Regions from separate parts of the Homo sapiens genome. Here region 2 is linked to region 1. Evidence: chromatin loops called from intact Hi-C (ENCODE). Cell type or tissue: B cell. All regions are shown on one strand. Each heading gives the region's core, and the rest is flanking DNA. Links, peaks and the distances in the headings are about the cores only. Region 1 has its middle 120 kb from the start of NDUFV2. Region 2 overlaps MTCL1 (microtubule crosslinking factor 1).

Evidence for each region. A loop is a pair of places that touch in the nucleus more often than their neighbours do. Peaks named below come from ENCODE experiments on the same cell type or tissue, not always from the same donor. Only the 100,000 strongest peaks of a DNase experiment are listed, where the experiment ranks them.
Region 2: it touches region 1 in a loop (2.6-fold over the local background); 14 of 110 quality-filtered maps call a loop at or near these places.

What each region holds. Positions count from the first base shown.
Region 1 is chr18:8,976,873-8,979,796 of GRCh38, forward strand. No RefSeq gene overlaps it. Among named protein-coding and RNA genes, the nearest start is that of NDUFV2, 120 kb to the right of the region's middle. RefSeq lists an enhancer at 236-767. In B cell, for the core only: no CTCF peak of the experiment used is centred there; a DNase peak (open chromatin) is centred at 1,679; H3K4me3 peaks cover 335 bases; H3K27ac peaks cover 808 bases.
Region 2 is chr18:8,813,491-8,816,414 of GRCh38, forward strand. The region is part of intron 11 of MTCL1 (microtubule crosslinking factor 1); the gene reads left to right. Among named protein-coding and RNA genes, the nearest start is that of GACAT2, 110 kb to the left of the region's middle. In B cell, for the core only: no CTCF peak of the experiment used is centred there; no DNase peak of the experiment used is centred there.

The sequences.
Region 1 (2,924 bases), core at 214-2,713:
TCTGCTGTGGTCCAAGGGCCCACCATGAATAACAGATACTCTTATCACTCGGATTCAGACGCCATGTTCCCGGAACCTAAAACAAAAACTAGACACATTCTTTATTATACAACACAATGACAACAGTGGATATTCATTGTTGGTTTTCTAGATGTTAAACTCTGTGCTGAGCACTTTATATACATCTCATTTGATCCTCAGGAGATCCTGAGAACATGTGCCCAAGGTGGCCGGGTGTGGCCAACTGCTTGGTTTTACACATTTTAGGGAGGTATAAGATATCAATCAATATATGTAAGATGTACATTGGTTCAACCCAAAAAGGTGGGACAACTCAAAGGTGGGGGCATCCAGGTCTTAGGTAGATTCCTTATTTTCTTATTGGCAATTGGTTGAGTTTATCTAAAGACCTGTAATCAACAGAAGGGAGGGTCTGGGTTAAGAGAAGTGTTGTGGAAACCAAGGTTCTTGTTATGTAGATGAAGCCTCCAGGTAGCAGGCTTCAGAGGGAGTAGGTTGTAAATGTTTATTGTCAGCCTTAAAAAGGTGCTGGACTCTTAGTGAATTCTCTCCTGGGTCAGGAAAAAGACTTAGAAAGGGAAAGAGATCCTCTACTGAATGTAGATTTTCCCCAGAGACAGCTTTGCAAGGCCATTTCAAAATATGTCAAAGAAATGTATTTTGGGGTAAAATACTTTGATTTCTATCAGGGCCTACTATCTGTCATGTTGGTATCTTATTGCTACAAAGAGTCTGTTTTGGCAGTCTCAATGTCTCTGTTAATGTTAATGCTGTTGGTCAGCTATGCCTGAATTCCAAAGGGAAGAAGGTGTAATGAGGAGTGTCTGACCCCCCTTCTCATCATGGCCTGTTTCAGGTTTACTTTAGAAAGCCTTTGGCCAAGAGGAGGGGTCCATTCATTTGGTTGGGGGGCACTTAGAATTTTACTTTTGGCTTGCAAATAATACTGTGTGTTGGACACATGATTATCCCCATTTTACAGGTGACAAAACTGAGGCACAGAGAAAGGAAATAACTTCCTTGAATTCTCACGGCTGCCACAGCTGGTTAGTGGCAGAGCAGAGATTTGAACTCATATCTGTAATGTGTACTACCAAGTCCCTCCAGCCCCTCTAGAACCTACTGTAAAAAAGGAGAAACCAAGAAGATAGCCATTTTTGCTATAGAAGAACAACACAGATCTAACATGAGGACCCAGGCTTACTTAGCATTCTTGGGGGACAAAACAATCTATGTCCTGCCCTAGAGTGAAAGTATTCAGCCTTTAGAGTCAGAGGGGCTGCTTTGAATACGGGCCTTTCTAATTAGTTGAGTGGTGTTGGAGGGAGAAAAAAGTACTAAACTCTTTATAAAAATGTATAAAGATATGCAAAATCTTTATAAATTAAACAGAGACTCTGCTAACATCTACTCACAAGTTTGGTCTGAGGAATAAAGGAGATAATTTATTTGAAAGTGAAAATCACTCTTCCCGTGTAAGGCTTTTTTGCCTCACTCAACCCGTCCCTGTCCTTTCACCATCAGAATGATCTGCTCTCCACCTGATCTACTATCTATTTATTCCTTACATCTCACATGATGCCCTTAAGCCTCTCTGATTGCCTTGGATCATATTTTTGTTCCTTAGCTTGATTGTTTTTATACCGTTCACATGGACCATTACTTCAGCTTCAGGAAACACCTGCTTTGCAAAGCATTTACTAAGCACCTGACGGTGCATGCCACTGCACAAGGAGCATGGCCGAGGGGCCATGAGGAGCTGCAGCAGTGTAGTGGGAAGGGCCTGGAGCCTGGCCTCTGCAGAACTGAGTTCTGGCCCCCGTTCTGCCTCTTCCTCGCATTGTTACCTTAGGAAATACACTTAACTCTCCTGCATCTCAGGCTATCATTTGTAAAATAGCTCAATAATTGTACCTGACCTGCCCAACCCCATGGGCGGTGGGAGAGTTGTATGGGAGACTATATGTGGAATTTTTTTGAAGCTAACTATATGAGTAGAGAACTCTATGACTAGAGGGAATAATTATGTAAGACAGCATTGAAGCAGACATAGACTCCCACATACAGAGAAAAATAATTCTAGAACAACCCTATAGAAGGCGCAGACAGAAAAATAGCACAGGACGTGCAGGCAGATAAATGTGTTCAAACCACAGAGTCAGGTTCATTTTGGAAGGCAGTTGGCAGGGAGGTCTGGAGAAGAGGTGAGAGATTGTTTACAAACGTGACTGGGACTGGGAGCAGAAGCATACATAAAGCCAGTGGCAGTGTGGAAAAATCCAGTGCTAAAAAGGAGAAATGCCCATAAGTGGGTCTTGAAAATTACAATGTGATTCCCTAGGTGGCACCAACGCATTCCACAGTGACACTCAAGAAGCTCAACTCTTCTTGTCTATGGGTTTTGCCACGTTGCCCAGGATGATCTTGAACTCCTGGGCTCAAGCGATCACCCTGCCTGGGACTCCCAAAGCACTGGGATTACAGGTATGAGCCACCTTGCTGGCCAAGCTTAACTCTTGTAATGAGTATGGTTATCTGTGGCCATAAGCAATGGAAAACACCTCCATGTAAGGTGGGTGGAAGGAAATCCAAAGCTGCTTGGTGACTTCATTCAGAGGAAGGCCACATGGGTTGCTTCAACTGCATAGAATCTCCAAACACTATTTTCTGACAGGATACAGAAGAAGTAAATTGAATATCTTTCTTTCTTTAAAAAAAGAAAGAAAGAGAGAGAGAGAAAGAAAAGAAAAATTGAGGGCTTTGAGGGCTTTTGGTGACAGCTTTGAAAATAAATAAAATGTAAAAGCTTTTAAAAAACTTTAAGCTTTGAGAGAGATACGACTGTGACCTGAGTCACATAGTATGTGCTTGCAATTTCTGTTTCTTAGATTATAGAGGAACTC
Region 2 (2,924 bases), core at 230-2,729, 160 kb before region 1:
GGTGGGGCTTGTGGGAGCGGGGGGATAACTTTTTAAAGGAATTTAAAGACTAAACTGGAAAGAGGAGGTTATTTCAGGTCTTATTCAATTGAAAACAAACTATAACTTTTAAGTTTGCCACTAAAGATGTGGTCACAGTGACTGCTCCAACTTGAATGGAATTGTTGTCATTAGAAAAGAAATTGCTGAATTCAGTTGAAAGTCAGGCTGTTTGCTGGTGAGTGTTCCTGCTGTGGATATTGCTGAGCTGTGATTAGATGGACCATTGTCAAGAGAGGTAGCTGGTAGCTCATCATCTTCAGCTAAACAAACAATTCAGAAACTCAGATGAATTTGGGGAGGAGGGGGGTAGTCATTTTTCTGCCAATATAACCATTCTCTGCATTGCATCAGACTTAGAACAGTTTGCATAGTTGCAGTAGTTCCTGAGGGATACACAAATTAAATTGATGAAGATTTGGAATTCTTCCCTGGCTGGATTTTTACATAGTATATATTTTGTTTATTTCAGCCAGTCACACACTTATAAATTTATGAGGTCTCAAGGAAATGTATTAATCAGTAAGAAATTGAGCTCAGGAAAAATAACCTCATTACTCTATTTTAAATACCCATAGAGCCTTTTGACAAATGTGCTCTATTATCCATAGACATGGTGCCTGTGTTACGCAGGTACAATGACAAAGGTGAGTGTATGCATGTGTTGGATAGGGCGGGAGGCAGAATGAACTAAATGGTAAGAAAGACCAAGAGGCTTTGGCTTGGAAACCACTAAGAAGAATAAAATACACCGCAGGTGAGCTATGATCCCCACTGCATTCCAGCCTGGGCGACAGACCGAGACCCCGTCTCCAAAAAACAAAAGAAGGAAAGTACACTGCAGATAGAAAAGCTGAAACTCTTCGTAGGTTTGACCACTTACACAAATGAGTCACCTTACTAATCTTTGATATTCCCCAAATCCTATCAAGAGGAATGCTGGCCATTTCCTTTCTGGCTTGGAAATGCAGCACTTGTGAAGAGTCTCCTGTATTAAATCTCCTGTGTATGTCGTTGCTCTATGGTTAGGTGGAAATTTTAGGGATAGAAGTGGCATATATTCTTTGAAAATGGCCACTAATTTATTATATCCAACTTAGTTGACCGGTGTCACAGTAACTCCAGGCAACTTGTCACCAGGGAGCTTCATTCTTGGCCCGTGCTCTAGGGCCACTCACTTTTTACATCCCTCCTGTACCCCAGTGAGGCCATCATGATCCCTGCCATGCCCCCTTTAGGGTGCCCTTCGCCTGTTAGCCATGGTGGCTTGTTGGACTTGTCACAGGCTTCATTTCTTTGGGAAGTCACACCTTGGATATAAATTAAGCAAGTCTTTTAGGTTTTTATTTTTACTTTTGGGAATGAAGAATTTCTAGTAAAGGAAAAATTAGATACATGTGGTGATACTCAACTTTCGAAAAGTCAGTGACTTACAGGAAACAACAGGTGCTGGAGAGGATGTGGAGAAATAGGAACACTTTTACACTGTTGGTGGGACTGTAAACTAGTTCAACCATTGTGGAAGTCAGTGTGGCGATTCCTCAGGGATCTAGAACTAGAAATATCATTTGACCCAGCCATCCCATTACTGGGTATATACCGAAAGGATTATAAATCATGCTGCTATAAAGACACATGCACACGTATGTTTATTGCGGCAGTATTCACAATAGCAGAGACTTGGAACCAACCCAAATGTCCAACAATGGTAGACTGGATTAAGAAAATGTGGCACATATACACCATGGAATACTATGCAGCCATAAAAAAGGATGAGTTCATGTCCTTTGTAGGGACATGGATGAAATTGGAAATCATCATTCTCAGTACTGTCGCAAGGACAAAAAACCGAACACCGCATATTCTCACTCATAGGTGGGAATTGAACAGTGAGATCACATGGACACAGGAAGGGGAACATCACACTCTGGGGACTGTTGTGGGGTGCGGGGAGGTGGGGGATAGCATTAGGAGTTATACCTAATGCTAAATGACGAGTTAATGGGTGCAGCACACCAGCATGGCACATGTATACATATGCAACTAACCTGCACATTGTGCACATGTACCCTAAAACTTAAAGTATAATAATAATTAAAAAAAAAAACATTAACATTAAAAAAAAAAAAAGAAAAGTCAGTGACTTAAAGATGAACCACAGCCTCATTTTGAGACTATATTTTGGAAAGGTAATAGTGGTCAGGAGCTGACCTCCAATTCCAGGTTATCAGTATTGAAACAGTTCGGCCAAACTGACAGCCTCAGAACCCAGTCCTCAAGGTGGACATCTTTGAGCATCATAGATCTGAAACACGTGAGTTTCGGGCATGCATCTGTTCATGAAATCTGTGTGATGGATCCCACAGTCTTTGTACAATGATGTCATTGCTGTTTTTAGAAGAGGATTGGTTACAAATGAACTGATGCTTCAGACATGCAATGGTGGCTTTCAAAAATAAATCTGGCCTTTTCCCCAAAATATTAAACATTTTTAAAGAAGACTTCTTAAATCTCAGTGCCCCATCCGGAAATTGAGGTAAAGCAATTATAGGCATTCACCAGACTTCCTGAAAAGAGGATGTTGGTTCAAGTGTGTATGGGTGTATATAGATTTTGTTCATTTATCAGTTATTGGGTTGCTTGTTCATTTAACTTTTAGCTACATACTCCGTAGATAAATGAGAGATGTAACTGAACATTCTTCACAATGTATACTCTCAACATTTGACTACTTGGTAAGCCATATAATATAACCTTGACTGTGATAACCTAATACAGATGGTGAAAGCAGTAACACTAAATCCATTTTCCACTTTCAGAACACATGCTTCATACTTGTCCGCTGTCATTAAATTCCTACATAATTTCTGCACCACATGAGGCAT